2 separate regions of the Homo sapiens genome follow, and region 2 is linked to region 1. A link is an interaction called in ENCODE POLR2A ChIA-PET data of the cell type or tissue named here. Cell type or tissue: Caco-2. All regions are shown on one strand.

Region 1 (8,000 bases):
TATCTACAAGGAACAGAGGTCCCCTTAAGTCACCTCAAGGAAAAGGGGAGTTTGTGGCAAGGATATATGTGGCTAGCAGTTTAGAAACAGAATGGGAATGGGAAAGCCACTGAGAAGGGTGACGGCGGTTGGCCCCTGACTCGTGGTCACTCTGCTTCTCTCTGGACATCTGTCCTCTTGTTCTCCTCTCTCTGCCAACAGCTTCTTTCACTCTGTTTTCTCACTTCCCTTGTCACTTTGGCTTAATAAGGCTTTGGCTTTTCATCCTCAACCTCTTGGAATCTCTTTCAACTACTATCCCACCTGCTAGTGGGTCCAACTTCTGTTTCCCAGTTGAGACAGGAATGTGACTGACCCAGCTCCTGGTTCAGGGCAGGGCTTTGGGTCACTAGCCAGGCTGTAGTTGGCCGTCTTTAGATAAACTGCCCACCTCTGCTCCAATCACTGGGGGCAGTGAGCAGAGACAGGGACTTAGGACACCAACACTGTTTAGCCTGGTCCCTCCTACAGAGGCTGGAATGAGCAGGCGATACCCCAAAGCATGTCTGGCACAATAAATCTATGTTCCTGGCCGGGCGCGGTGGCTCACGCTTGTAATCCCAGCACTTTGGGAGGCTGAGGTGGGTGGATCACTTCAGGACAGGAGTTCAAGACCAGCCTGGCCAACATGGTGAAATCCTGTCTCTACTAAAAACACAAAACAATTAGCCGGGTGTGGTGGCGGGCACCTGTAATCCCAGCTACTCAGGAGGCTGAGGCAGGAGAATCGCTCAAACCCAGCAGGCGGAGGTTGCAGTGAGCCAAGATCACACCATTGCAATCCAGCCTGGGCAACAAGAGCGAAACTCTGTCTCTAAATAAATAAATAAATAAATGTTTCTTTCTAAGCCAACTGCCTGATGACATGGTCTGAATTGGGGGAACAACTAGGGATGGGAAATGACAAGGCTTTGAACCACTATTCAAGGGTTCTTATGGTAGTGATCACCTCTTATAGACATTTGAGATTATTGCATGAAGATCAGGAAGAGAATCTGTAGCAGAGAATTAGGAAGAAGATGGTGGTGAATGCCCATTGCCCCCACTACACACATCATGGCTCCCTCCACCCAGAGATCAAAGGAGTTGCCTCCTCTCCAGAGGGCTCAGGAGATGCCCATGCTCAGTGCCCTCCTGGTGTGCTGACTGCGTGCTGGCCTTTAGGAGCCCGCCTCCTCCAGTAAGTGCCAGGCCTGGGGAGACCTTGGATGTAAGCCCGAGGGAGTGTCCTGGACCTTGGACCGCAGGCCCACCCAGCAGGGTGTCCTGTCCCCAGCACAGTGGAAAGGTCTTCAGTCCCCTCTCCCTGCCCTCCAGCCTTCAGCTGGACTCTCCCAGATGTCACTGGCTATATTTTCAAAAATAGGAAGAATTCCAAAACCAGATTCCAAGTGCTATACCTCCCACACCCTCCCGTAGCCCCACCAGCCTGCCAACCTTTTGAGGCAATTATAATTAGAAACCAGGGTCAGGAGCAGTGGCTCACGCCTGTAACCTCAACACTTTTGGGAGGGCAAGGCAGGAGGATCCCTTGGTCCCAGGAGCTCAAGACTAGCCTAAGCAACAGAGAGAGAGAATTAGAAGCCAGTGTGTGTGGAAGACAACATCAGCAGACATTGTTCAGAGACGTGCAAACCACAAAGGGAGCCAGTCTGTGGAGGAGGCCAAAGAGTGGGGACCTTAGCTGACCCATCACCCCTCCTGTATTCCGGCTTCTTTCTCCTCCAGCCCTTCTGGACTCCAAGGACCTAGCTCCACAGGAAGCTTAAAGTGAGGTGGAATGTTCGCCACTGTTATTATTAACAGAACATCCGCTAACATTCTAATTGAAAATTTAACTCTAATTATTCCAGTTTACCAGGAATGCAAGCAAAAGCAGGACCAACTGTGATGCACCAAATAGATACACGTGAAAAGACAGATAAGCAAATAGGAAGAGACAAAGCTGGGACCAGTGAACCAGGGGACCCCGGGACATTTATTCCACTCACAACTCAAACACCATGTCGCCTCCCACCTGGAGAACCTTCTACCCCTCAAATCGTCCCCAAATATACATCCTTTCCCACTGCCCCTCTGCTCTTCCCAGCCCTACACTAGCCAATGATCCCTACTTCTTGCTCAAATCAGAGCTGCAATCAGAGATTTTACTGCTGTGAATACAAAAAATGCCTAGAGTCTTTTTTTTTTTTTTTTTTTTTTGGAGATGGAGTCTTGCTCTGTCACTCAGGCTGGAGTGCAGTGGCGCTCCAGATCTCAGCTCACTGCGACCTCTGTCTTCTGGGTTCAAGCAATTCTCCTGCCTCAGCCCCCCAAGTGGCTGGGATTATAGGCACCCGCCACCACGCCCGACTAATTTTTTTGCATTTTTTTCAGTAGAGACGGGGTTTCACCATGTTGGCCAAGCTGGTTTCGAACTCCTGACCTCAAGTGATCTGCCCACCTCGGCCTCCCAAAGTGGTAGGATTACAGGCGTGAGCCACCATGCCCGGCCTAAGACTGTCCTTTGAAAATGGTGCTTCACCCTCCACAGAGCATGTGGCAGTATGCAGCACAGTCTAAAAAGCCACAATAAATAAACATGGTGGCAATATTTTACTGAAATGTTTGGCAGGGAGAACCTTTATTCTTACCTAAAAACAACTCGGATAGGTTATAAGGAAGAGAGCAACACTTGCATGCATATTACATAAAACACCATCTTCAAAATCATGCAGGCTAAATACAATGCTGTATCCAGGATTAGATCCTGGAACAGAATGAAGATATTAATGGAAAAACTGGTGGAATCCAAATGAAGACTGGAGTTAATTACTAGTAATGTACCAACGTTAATTTCTCAGTTTTGACAAAAGTACCAGAGTTACATAATATGTTACCATGAGGGGAAACTGGGTAAAGGGTATATGAGAACTATGTGCTATCATTGCAGCTTTTCTATAGGTCTAACATTATTCTAAAATGTAATGTTCATTAAAAAAAAAAAAAAAAGCATGTGGCTGCTTCCAGCTTTCTGAATCCCCACCGCACCCTCACCACTCCCCAGCACAAGGTCATCGTCCTCCCCAGCACAAGGTCACCGTCCTCCCCAACAGAGTTCCTTGGGCAGCAACCACTAGAAACCCCACAAAGACCAGCTGGGGCCAGAGGCAGGATGTGTGGTCCTGGGCAGGTCTGAGACAGATCAAACACAAGGTAATCAGTCTGCAGAACCACAGACAACACAGACCTACGCCATGGAATTCCAGATCATTCCAGATCTACAAGTCATTGGTTCATTCCATAAGTATTTATCATAGCACATAGCACGCGCCAAGCACCGTGCTAGGCTGTCTTGAGAATGGAGGTGTGGGGAAAGAGGGATGAGGTACAAAGATGCATACCCAGAGAAGGAATCTCCTCCCTTAAGGAAGCAGTGAGGGGAACAGACGAGCTCCACACACAAAGGGACGGGAGGAGAGGGATAGACACAAAGCCTGCTAGAGGTGATCAGGGAAGGCTTCACAGAGGAGGCAGTATCAGTCCCAGCAACTGTAGCCCAGTTGCTCCCCGTCACCCAAAGACAGCCACACCTGATCCCCTGGCTCAGGCAGCTGGAAAGAGGAGCTGAGAAAAAGGAGAGTCATGCTCTCAGCAAACATCAAGTGCTGTAAGCATCATAAAATCATCATCATCATCATCACCATCAGACACTGATGGCCCAGTGGGAGGCCTGGGACCCTGAAGAGAGCCCAGGTAAGGGGCAAACAGGCTTGGAGGAGGCAATTGCCTAGGGCAGTGGTGTGGGGGTGGGGGGCTGCTTCCCCATACCTGTAGCTAGCAGGGCCGCGGGGTAAGGGGCATGTTGACACAGCTGGTAAGAAAGGCTTTGTCCCTGCCTCATTAATCACTTCAGCACAGGAGCTCCGAGGGAGGGGACGCCCCAGGGGCACTGGGCTAGCTCTCACGGGGGAGCCCCTCAGAGGCAGAGAGAGGTGGCCCGGCTTCAGGCCCAGGAGCCAGGGGAAGGTCTGAAGAGGGCAGGATGGCGTGGAAGGAGGCTGCCCAGGCCCTAGGGACCTACGGGCCAGGGGATTTCCCAGCCAGGATGTTTGTCGCAGAACATCAGCCTTCCTGCCCAGAGGCTAAAGCACTTCCAGCAGGCAGCCCGCAGATGGTAACCCCCTAACAAGAAGGTCCCAGGAGGGGCATATATATTTTCCTTTCTCATTTGGCCAAGCCAGTGTCAGCTGCTTGCCATGCGATTCCTGACCCTCCTGCCCGGGTGTGTGTGTGTGTGTGTGTGTGTGTGTAAAGGGTCACAAGCCTTTACTGAGAACAGAGAGGAGGTCCATCCACCTTTGCTCTGAATGCAGCAAGGGAGAGGATGGGGAAGCAGTGGAATTGTTTCCACTTCTATTATTTACTATTCTCTCCACAAACACTTATGGAACACCTACTATGCGTCTGGCACTGTTCTAGTGACTGGGAGCAGAGAGAACACAGAACAGAGAGAAGGTCTGCTTTTCTGGAGCTTGCCTTCTAGAGGGGGCAGCAGAGAATGGGAAAACATTATGTTCACCAGAGTGGTCAGGCAGGCCAACACCCTTCTGGGCCAACTGAGCTCAGACCTAGTTTCCAGAACCACCCTCCCTGGGCATCCTCTTCCTCCCTCCCAGCCCTCACTGAGGCCTCTCCCAAATCTGAACGTGGAGGCCCCAAGGTGGGCTGGCAGCCGGAAGGCATGAAGAACTCCCCAGGATCCCCTGTCTCTAATGAAAGAGAGAAGCCAGTTCCGGGCAGCTCGCGTCCAGTTTCATTGTAAATCCTCTAGACTGTCGGATGGCCAAGTGGCCCAGGGTCTCCTCTGCCCTCTCTCCTCTGCCTGGGGGGTGAGGGGCTCTTTGCCTCTCCCTCTGTCACTTCCTCACTCCTTTCTCTTTCCCTCCCGCATTCTCTTTCATTCTTTCTCCTCCTTTCTTCTTTCTGCTTCCCCTCCCCAGCCTCTGTTCTCTCTCTGAACCCCCCTCCCCTTCTTCCTGTCTTGCATTTTCCTGCCCAGGAATCAGACCCCAGACAGTACCTAGGAAGTCTGCGGCCTTGCCTAATAGAACCGTAATAGTCCTCAGGGAGGCGCGATAATGACATCCTCCTTAAATAAAAGGACTTAATGGAGATTTCCCAAATTTGAAAACCACATTTCCACTAGCAACCCATTCAGCAAGCGACGGCTCTGGAAAGGAACTCGTGGGAAGCTGCAATGGGGAGGGGGTGAAGTGGCAGGAGGCAAGGAGTTTGTGCAAAGAAGGTTCTATTCATAGGGGGCTTTCTGTGGCAGGACAAAGAAGCTGGTCTGAGGACACAGATCATAAAGGTGGGCCATCTCATCCCTCCTCACCCTATTGGGCCAACTCCTTAAGAGAAGAGGCTCAGCATCAGGAAGTCCTGGATGAGCTACTTCACCCCTCTGAGCCTCAACGTCCTCAGCTGGGAGTTGGGTGTAATCTTCTCCCAGTTACTCAACGAGGGTCAGGAGATTAGCACTCACCTAGTTCCTGACATGTAGCAGAAGCCAAATGCACTTCAGGCTGCCTCCTTAACAAACACAGCCAGACGGGGTCCTCCTAATCCTGGGACTAAGCAGACAAACCAGCCCAGCCCACCCCACCCATTCACCCTGGACTTAAGGGAATAACAAGCTATTGCTGGGGAGGGGGTGGTGGAGGGGAGATCATGGGTTTCTCATCGCCTCTGTCACTAGGATACTGATAAACCGTTAAGTGAGGTGTGGATATAGAGTCAAGATCTTGGGGACTCTGGGATCCCACAATTTATCTCAGGTAATCATGTAAACCTTTTTGGGTCCCACTAGCTCCACTGAAAACAGAGATGCAAAGACTGAACCAAGGACTCTGGAGCCCCCAAGTAATTCCCACTACCCCCCAAACCCAAGCCAAGGATGTGAATGAAGCTAAGGGAAGAGCAGTATGGCAAATGCGTGTTTCATGAATAAACTGTCAGGAGTCCCAGATAAAGGGCACAGCTCTGCCACCAACTCATTCTGTGATATTGGGCAAAGCTCTTCCCCTCTGTGGGCCTCCATTCCCAAGGTGTAGAATCATGGAATTAAGTATTCCCTTTCTAAAAAGAATTTAAACTGGAGGTAAAATTCTTCCCATCTAGGCCTCGTAGCAGTGGAGGATGTGGTTTGTTTGCCAACACTGCCACCTTGTGGCAGCAGCACACAACTCCCGACAGACCTCTGGACTTGGCACCCTGTGGTCAAAGCCCAAGGGACACACGCCCCCTGCCCACCCCACCCCGTTCTACAACGGACACGCATTCCTATCAGCAGAGCGACTCTGTTTCAAAAAATCCCTCACTCACAGCTTGTAACATAGGATGCTCGTTTTTGCAAATAAGACCCTGTCTTGGAAGAGTAAAAGAACTACCATTTCCAGCCCAGCGCTGTGGCTCACTCCTGTAATCCTAGCACTTTGGGAGGCGGAGGCGAGCAGATCACAAGGTCAGGAGTTTGTAGACCAGCCTGGCCAATATGGTGAAACCCTGCAAAAATTAGCAGGGCATGGTGGCACATGCCTGTAGTCTCAGCTACTTGGGAGGCTGAGGCAAATGAATTGCTTGAACCCAGCAGGTGGAGGTTGCAGTTAGCCGAGATCATGCCACTGCACTCTAGCCTGGGTGACAGAGTGAGACTCTGTCTCAATAAATAAATAAATAAATAAATAAATAAATAAATAAATAATAAAAAACCTACCATTTCCAAGCTCCTTTTTTGTGCCAGTGACCACGATAAATATGTTATACATACCTTGTCTTGTTTGATCCTAAAAGCAACACTGTGAGGGAGATATTATCGGCCCTCATTTTACAGATGAGGAGACTGAGGCTCGGAGAGGTAAAGTGATGCCCAGTTTCACACAGCTAGAACGAGATGACCGTGAAACTCCGAGAAAGCTCCCCTAACTCTAGAGCTCAGGCGGCCTGCCCAGGAATGAGTATTCATTATCCTCAGCTACATCAGGCTCCATCTTCACAGGCCTCTGCAGTTGAGGGGGTCACTGAGTTGAAGGGGATGAGAGAGCGAGGTCTCTAAGGAACACCCCTGCCCTACTCCTGGGATGGGAGTGGAGGAAGCCTCACCCTAGCCTCTGGGCTCACCATGCTGACTTAGGGCACATCAGTGCTTTCTGAATGCTCCCTGAAATGCCAAAGAAAAACCACCAGACCCTAAAAAAGGCGTAAACTCATGACTCAGAGGAACCAGGGACTCGACTCCTGTGTCTGGGGCATATTTGTCAATTTATTCTTTTACCACTAAACACCCCCCACCAACCTCCCAGAGTCCATGGCCAATCTGAGGGGGTGAATGAAGACAGAGACCCATCTGGTTCTCATACTGTTAGGAAAAGTGATTCTCCTGGTGCGTTCCTGTGTTATAGGAACAGGACCAGCCCAGTTCCAAAAATTATATATTCATAAAATTGCTTATAAGCAACCCCCACAAACATATTAGAACATCTTTCACAACCCCCACTGCATTTAACCACTCCTATCCCCATAACAGCTGACTTCCCATAAGCAACACGGGCAGCAGCAGGAGAGAAGGAAGGGGGGAGCTGTGAGGATGCCCTTTACCTCTATCTGGGGATATGTATCTGTGATCAACTAATCTTAGCTTAGCTAATCTTAGCTAAGCTAATCTTAGCTGATTCGTGTGAGCTTTGTGGCTTCTTGAAGCACAGTCACCCACCTGTGGGCCCTGGAACTGTCCCAAATAGACCAGGAAATTGTCAATATCTCCCCTACAGTCGGCTGATCTAGATGACATAAATACCGTGGCTCTGTGACTCCCGTTTCTAAAGAGAGACTGTAAAACTCAAAGATTAAACAATAGCAATAATAATAATAAAGGGTGCATGTAGTCACTGGACAGAGAGTTCACCAGCAAAAGGTTGTGT
Region 2 (8,000 bases), 89 kb before region 1:
TCTCCTTCGCCAAGCATGCCTTAGGGGAGATGGTTTATTTCTTCAATTAAAAGAAGAAAGACCCTGGGAGGCTGCACACTTAAAATTACCACATTTTAAAAAGCTCTGACAGTCATGAAACTATAAACCTCACAGCAGTGTCTCTGCTGCCCCCAGGCTACTCCCAGCCCTGAACTAAGGGGTTCACCTCCTCCAGGACTTGGATGGCCCCTCTCCTGAGGCTGGAAGATCACACCTTCTCTGATCAGAGAGACCCCAGTATTGTTTGCATGTGTAATCATGTGTTCATCTTTCCGTTCCTCCAGATCTTTTTCTTCCATAGTGTTATATTCAGGAAAGAGGTTAGGAAGCAGAAAACCCAGGTTCTAGCACCCTCTCCCTGGCTGGGTGACCTTGGACGAGGCTCCTAACCTCTCTGGGCCTCAGATTTTTCCATGGCAGAATGAAGCTGGTGCATATCATGATCTAAAGTTTCTTCCTGCTCTGACACTGACATCTGAGCCCCACAAAACCTTGACAGTGAGTATAGGAGTCTGCATTACCCCATTTTAATAAAGAAACAGAAGCTCATTAAGGTTAAGTGACCTCCCCCTTCCAGGGACACTGCATTTTCCACAACAGCACCCTGAAATTGACAAAGGCGGAGAGAGCAGCAAGAAACAGACAGGCACACGTTCACACTCCCTGCATGATCCTCTCTGAAAACACCCCGACAGCCAGGAGGGGATTGATGAGAATTTGCGTCACAGCCCTACACAGTAATTATTGGTGTTCATAATGATGCCCTAAGGCATTACATTCCCCTGAAATGCCTTCAGAATCATCAAAGAAAGATTAAGCCATGCCTACTATAATTGCTCTTTGAAATACCTTCTATTTTATTCTCCTGCTTGGAAAATTGATAACCTATGGATTTTCAATTAACTTTAAGTTACAAAGAATATTCAGTTTACCCAAGTATCTCATCCATTTATGGTTCCCTTTTAGGAGGAGTTGATTATCCATCTCAAGCTGTATTCCCCAAGGAGCCTGACGTTTTTACGAGATGACTGAGTTTGGGGGTGGAAAAACCCTTGATCTGTAATTGGAGGCCCTGGCTGCAGCCCTTTCTAGGACTGTGACTTTGGCAGGTCACCAGCCTCTCCAAACCTCAGTGTTCTCACCATTAAAAAAAATGGATTAATGCCAGTTCTGCTCCCTCGGTGTCATTGCCAGAATCAAGTAGATGATGGATGTGTTTGTAAATGTCATGTCTATGCAAATGAGAGATGCTCAGGAAGCACTTGAGAACTGCATGGTGAGACCTCTGGCATAGCCAAGCCAGCCAAACTGCTAGGCTGGGCAAAGAACACATAACAGGCATCCTGGCCTCATGGCATTCCCAATAACAACTGCTGCAGCCATGGCTAAGTCCCTAGGCCTCTCTGGGCCTCAGCTTCCTGATCTGTAAAATGGGGAGCAGAGAGAGTTGGACAAGATCAGAGATTGCAGATTGGTATTCCAAGAACCAGTCGTGCCATGTTCTGGGCTGCTTTTAATTGAATGGCAGTGTTTTGAATTCATTGCCAACATTTAAAAGTTGACAGGTTGCCTATAAAAAATCTGGAAATATGGCTTTTTTTTGACAAATGGAAAGATATGGTTGGTTACACTGGGCCCATGTTCATGCAAGGGAAAATTGGCCAGTGCCAAGTAGCTGTTGGCCCCCTCTTTCTCCCATCAAAGGCACCCAGGTGTCTCCCTCCCAGCTGGCTTGGGGAACCTGTGTTTACTTGCCTGGCTCCATGGGTTCTGACCCCTAAACTGACTGATCTCTAAAGCTTTAGACCTTGAACCATCATCACACCTCCCCCAGGTGTGCTGGCCTTCGTCGGGAGGGGAAGGGTGAGGTGGGCAGTGATCTGGGAACTTCCGCAGGGCCACCTTCTCCACCTGGCCTGGGATGGGGAGAGGCACATTCCTTCAGTAGCTCCCAGGCCAGTGGACAGAGGGCTCTGAAGAGACTCCCCCCACCCCAGCCCTCACAGCCAGAGCTAGTAACTCACAGCTGCGGTTACCCACACGCTGATTTCTGTTTTAAAAAATACTGCTGGGTAAACAGGGAGGGAAACCTGAGCTGTTCCCACACCACATAAATCCCCGGTTTGCTGTCCTATCTGGTTAGCTGGTTTCCCCAAATAATGGCACTGCTGCCTCGAAAGCAAGGGGCTGGAAAAGGGAGGCCCCGAGAAGTGGGCGGCTGGGAGTCTCCCAGGCTGGCTCCAGGCCCAGGCCTGGTGGCCTCCCTCCTTCTCTCTTTCAGCACTTCCTGCCCAGGGGCACTCACCTTTGTCCTCACTCCTTCCACCTGAGCCGCCCTTCCTCCACCCCTCTGCTTTGTCTCTCTCAAAAGACCTCCACAGAAGGCTTTCCTGGGGGACCCTGGGCCCTCCGGCAGCCAGAAAGCCCATAGCCAAAGGCAGACCTACCCCAACACCGCATTTCCCTCTGGAAGGCTCCCTTTAAAGTTTCCTTCCAGAGCCTTCTGTCAAAGTGCAACGTCCTGACTCAAAAGGTAAGGCCAGAGCCTTTTGCGTCCTGAAAATGAGTTTAGCCTTGGATTAGGATTGCCAGATTTAGGGGGAAAAGAAGACACTCAGTTAAATTTGAGTTTCAGATAAACAAACAACAATTTTTTAGTCTATGTCCCAATATTTTCTGGAACAGACTTACCTCAGCATTTTATCTGGCAGCCTACCTTAGCTCTTTTCCTTGAGAACAGGTTCTGATGGGGAAGAAGAAGAAGATAAAAGAGTTATTAGGGCCACCAAGGTGCCTATAGGCTGAATCTCCCAGCCTCCCCAGCAGTTCCTCACTGCCAAGTATATAGTTGCGGGCAATTGGTCTGTAGAGTAATTGTTGAACAGGACCCTCCTTAAAACAGGGCAGGGAGGGTTGGGCACAATGGCTCATGCCTGTAATCCCAGGACTTTGGGAGGCCAAGGCGGGTGGATGATTTGAGGTCAGGAGTTTGAGATCAGCCTGGCCAACATGACAAAACCCTGTCTCTACTAAAAATACAAAAATTAGCCAGGCGTGTAGTCCCAGCTACTTGGGAGGCTGAGGCAGGAGAATCAATTGAACCTGGGAGGTGGAGATTGCAGTGAGCTGAGATCACACCACTGCACTCCAGCCTGAGGGACTGAGTGAGAGTCTGTCTTAAAAAAAAAAAAAAAAAATGTAGAGAGGCTGGGCACTGTGTCTCACTCCTGTAAATCCCAGCACTTTGGGAAGCCAAGGTGGGAGAATCACTCAAGGAAGGAGTTTAAGACCAGCCTGGGCAACATAGCAAGACCCTATGTCTATTTTTTTTTTTTTTTTGAGACGGAGTCTCGCTCTGTCGCCCAGGCTGGAGTGTGGTGGCACGATCTCGGCTCGCTGCAAGCTCCGCCTCCCGGGTTCAAGTGATTCTCCTGCCTCAGCCTCCTGAGTGGTTGGGACTACAGCCATGCGCCACCACGCCCAGCTGATTTTTATATTTTTAGTAGAGATGGATTTTCACCACGCTGACCAGGCTGGTCTCGAACCCCTGACCTCGTGATCCGCCCACCTCGGACTCCCAAAGTGCTAGGATTACGGGCGTGAGCCACCGCGCCAGGCCCCCATGTCTATTTTTTTTTTTTTTTTTTTTTTGAGATGGAGTCTCGCTCTGTCGCCTAGGCTTGGAGTGCAGTGGCGCAATCTCGCCTTGCTGCAAGCTACGCCTCCCGGGCTCACGCTATTCTCCTGCCTCAGCCTCCAGAGTAGCTGAGACTACAGGCGCCTGCCACCACCATGCCTGGAGAATTTTTTGTATTTTTAGTGGAGACGGGGTTTCACCGTGTTAGCCAGGATGGTCTCGATCTCCTGACCTCGTGATCCACCCGCCTCGGCCTCCCAAAGTGCTGGGGTTACAGGCACGAGCCACCGCACCCGGCCCCCCATATCTATTTTTTAAACGGGTTGTGGGGAGGGGGGCAGTGGGCAGAGAGATGGGGAGAGTCCATTTGTCCTTCCTCCTTCGTGCTGTGTGGAATGCTGACATGCCAGCTGAACAAGGTGCCGCAGGGGGGCAAAGTAGAGAGACAGTGCCTGGGGGAGAGGCCATCTCAGCTTGGACTGTCACCTCCGGCCTTTTTTATGGGGGAGAATAATAAACTCTGTGTGTTTCCCCTTTTGTCATTTGTTTTCATTCTATACAGCTGACTCCAATACAGAACCCCTGGAAGGTGTTCATTTGCTGGGTGCTTACTGAGTGTCTGTACAGTGAGCCACCACTTTACAGTTGAGGAAACTGACTCATATGACTTCCAAGAGCCAGGTTTCTATGCAGGCCATTCTGTGTGTTACATTTTTCAGTCATCTGCCTACAATTTTGGTAGCAGACAAGTAGAGCACCAAAGGTTTAAATGTATATATATGTGTGTATATATATATATGTGTGTGTGTATATATATATGTATACACACACACACACACACACACAGAGAAAACCCATCTGCAGAACTTACCTCCCTTAGCTTAGTGTTTTCTGAGATTTAGAGAAAGACCTCGTTATTGGGCCCCTGGGGTGGAATGCAAGGACTATGTTCTATAGTTTACTCAACTCTGACCCTTGGATCATATTATTTGAGCATTACAAAGCCCTGTCAGGGCCAGGCGCGGTGGCTCATGCCTGTAATTCCAGCACTTTTGGAGGCTGAGGCGGGCAGATCACCTGAGGTCAGGAGTTCAAGACCACCCTAGCCAATATAGTGAAACCTCGTCTCTATTAAAAGTACAAAAAATTGGCTGGGTGTGGTGGCGCGTGCCTATAGTCCCAGCTACTTGGGAGGCTGAGGCAAGAGAATCACTTAAACTTGGGAGGCAGAGGTTGCAGTGAGCCGAGATTGCACCACTGCACTCCAGCCTGGTGACAGAGCGAGACTCCATCTCAAAAATAAATAAATAAATAAAAATAAAAATAAAAAATATTAGCCGGGCATGGTAGCATGCACCTGTAATCCCAGCTACTCAGGTGGCTGAGGCAGGAGAATCGCTTGAACCCAGTAGGTGGAGGTTGCAGTGAGCCAAGATCACACCATTGCACTCCAGCCTGGGCAACAAGAGTGAAACTCATCTCAAAAAAAAAGAAAACAAAACAAAACAAAAAACCCTGTGAGGCAGGCTGGCAGGCAGTAGTAACTCTGCTGCCTCAAAGTGTTCTGAGAAGCAAAGGACACATGTGTACATTCCAAATACATCCCAGGCCCAGTAGTAAACACGCTAGCCCACAGCCACGTATACCATATCCAAAATCTGCCTGTCTTCTGTCCATCCCTTAAGGTCTTACTAGAGACCAAGCATCTCATCTGATTCACACATTCTACTATGTAAGCGCAGGCTAATGGCTTCATCTTGTGCCCTGTTCAGTGGCATATAAATATTTCACAGGGCTCTCTGGAGTTGTCTGTAAGGCAAAAATCTCAGGTATCATCATCTTCATCATCCAGATGTTACCCCTGCATGCCAGGCTATGACAAGAGCTTTCATAGACCACCTCACTCACGTCTCTCAGCATCCTCATGCGGACGGAAGAAGTTTATCCCCATTTTACAGATGAGGAAACTGAGGCTCAAGTGATAAGGCAAGTCGCTCAAAGCCATTTAGCTTATTAATAACAGAGCTGAGGTCAGGCACAGTGGCTCATGCCCGTAATCCCAGCACTTTGGGAGGCCAGGGCGGGCAGATCACCTGAGGTGGGGAGTTGGAAACCAGTCTGGCCAACATGGCAAGACCCCATCTCTACTAAAAATACAAAAATTAGCTAGGTATGGTGCCAGACACCTGTAATCCCAGCTACTCGGGAGGCTGAGGCAGGAGAATCGCTTGAACCTGGGAGGCAGAGGTTGCGGTGAGCCGAGATCCCACCACTGCACTCCAGCCTGGGCAACAGAGCAAGACTCCGTCTCAAAACAAAAAACAAAAAAACAGAGCTGAGGTTTGAACCCACAGGCCCCCAATTCCCAAGGCCATGATTTGGACCCTTGTGTTATGTTGCCATAGAAGGTATCTGGGGGCTGGGATGAGCCGTCTTCACCTACATTGTGCTGTGTCCTGCCCAGTGGTTCAGCATAGTTAAGGACAAGCTATTCCTCACATGCATCACCCTTTATAGTCAGCCAGCTCTGTTCTCAGATGCAGTTCATTTATCCTCCTAACCGCCAGGTGAGGCCGGAACTGTCAACTCCATTTTGCCAGTGAGAAAAATGAAGCTCAGAGAAGGGTGTGATTTGCCTGAGACCACACAGCCGGTAACAGGCAAGGTCACACCTTGAACCCGTGTCTTCTGCCTCCAGGTCCAGGGCCTTGCCCTGACACCCTGCCTCTCCAAGCACAAGGGGGTGGGGTGGCCACAAACAGAAGCAGCCCTGTCCTGCCAAGTACACGCCTGCCTGCCACGCACAATGGGAGACATTCCGCAAGTTCCACGTGATGGCTCAGGTGTGGCCAGGCTGAAAGCCCTCCTGGGCCCCCCCACGCCCCTGGGGGACCTCCTCGTGACTCACACTTTTCCTCTTCCTCCCCTTATTCTCCCCAACAATCAGAAACCGGGGTCCCCTCCCTTCCTGAAAACAGAGCTCTCCTCATGAGGCCACAGGGCTTTTTCGACACACAGCTCCTTCCATCCATCTCTGTCTCTGGCCCTGTGGGGCCTTGACAGGGAAACGCTGACTTTGAGGAGGTTAAAGGTGCTGGTGCCCGGCCTTCATCTAACAAATGGGTTGCCGTGAGGGGAGGAACTGTTGTTGTTTTTTCCTGGCCTCAGAAGAGGGGCCTGTCAGGAAGATGTAGGGGCCAGCAGCCCCCGGCCGCGCCCCGCAAGGTGGCTGACAGACGCCAGCAGCTGCCGGGGGCTCCGGGGTGCCAGAGGCCTGTGTTCTCAGGGCAAAGCACCCCACCGCGCCCCCTCCCCATGGCCCTCCTGACCTCCCCACCCACCCCACCATGACCCAGGGCCCACCCCGTCCAGGGGCAAAGGGCCAGGCGCTGGGCCTCCCTGCCATGAGGTCCCTGGGCCAGATGCAGAGGTGGAGCAGGAATCCGGTTACAGCCTGCGGCCAGCCCAGGGGAAGGTTTTCCTAGGGAAGCTGACAAGCCAGATCTTCCTCCCAGCCTCCCACGGATTCCTTCCAGAACCCCCACAGCACAGCGTGCCCCCCACAAAGGACCTCACAAGGCTGTTTCTGTAGAATTTCCTCAGAACTCCCCATTCCCAGGTTCACCCTTTGGGATCATCGAGGTTAACCAGAAATAGATGTGCTAGGAAGGGAGCCACATTTGTCCATTACTTACTCTGCCTTTTGCATAAAGGATTTCTTTCTTTATTTCTTTTTCTTTTTCTTTTTTTTTTTTTTTGAGACAGTGTCTCACTCTGTCGCCCAGGCCGGAGTGCAGTTGTACAATCTTGGCTTACCGCAACCTCTCTGCTTCCCAGGCTCAAGCGATTCTCCTGCCCTCAGCCTCCCGAGTAGCTGGGATTACAGGCATGTGCCACCACACCCAGCTAATTTTTGTATTTCTTTTTTTTTTTTTTTTTGAGATGGAGTCTCGCTCTGTCACCCAGGCTGGAGTGCAGTGACGTGATCTCGGTGCACTGCAAGCTCTGCTTCCCGGGTTCACACCATTCTCCTGCTTCAGCCTCCCAAGTAGCTGGGACTACAGGCGCCCGCCACCACGCCCGCCTTTTTTTTTTTTTTTTTGTATTTCTAGTAGAGACGGGGTTTCACTGTGTTAGCCAGGATGGTCTCGATCTCCTGACCGCATGATCCACCCGCCTCGGCCTCCCAAAGTGGTGGGATTACAGGCGTGAGCCACCGCGCCCGGCCTAATTTTTGTATTTCTATTAGAGACGGGGTTTTACCATGTTGGCCGGGCTGGTCTTGAACTCCTGGCCTCAAATGATCTGCCTGCCTCAGCCTTCCAAAGTGCTGGGATTATAG

The links. ChIA-PET counts read pairs that join two places held together with the same protein. Peaks named below come from ENCODE experiments on the same cell type or tissue, not always from the same donor. Only the 100,000 strongest peaks of a DNase experiment are listed, where the experiment ranks them.
Region 2: POLR2A ChIA-PET joins it to region 1 with 21 read pairs; 24 of 35 experiments call an interaction of 5 or more read pairs at or near these places.

What each region holds. Positions count from the first base shown.
Region 1 is chr17:43,575,066-43,583,065 of GRCh38, reverse strand. No RefSeq gene overlaps it. Among named protein-coding and RNA genes, the nearest start is that of ETV4, 33 kb to the right of the region's middle. RefSeq lists enhancers at 3,440-4,057, 4,038-4,087, 6,151-6,445 and a silencer at 6,161-6,280. In Caco-2, a CTCF peak has its summit at 6,267 (motif pointing left); DNase peaks (open chromatin) are centred at 435, 3,305, 3,885 and 6,275; H3K4me3 peaks cover 224 bases.
Region 2 is chr17:43,664,353-43,672,352 of GRCh38, reverse strand. LINC02594 (long intergenic non-protein coding RNA 2594) reads right to left here and starts at 7,489. Exons shown (of 4, transcript NR_184089.1): 1 at 7,354-7,489; 2 at 2,713-2,764. RefSeq lists enhancers at 1,743-2,264, 2,265-2,788, 3,363-3,862, 6,182-6,707. In Caco-2, no CTCF peak of the experiment used is centred here; DNase peaks (open chromatin) are centred at 1,932, 4,082, 6,662, 6,852 and 5 weaker places.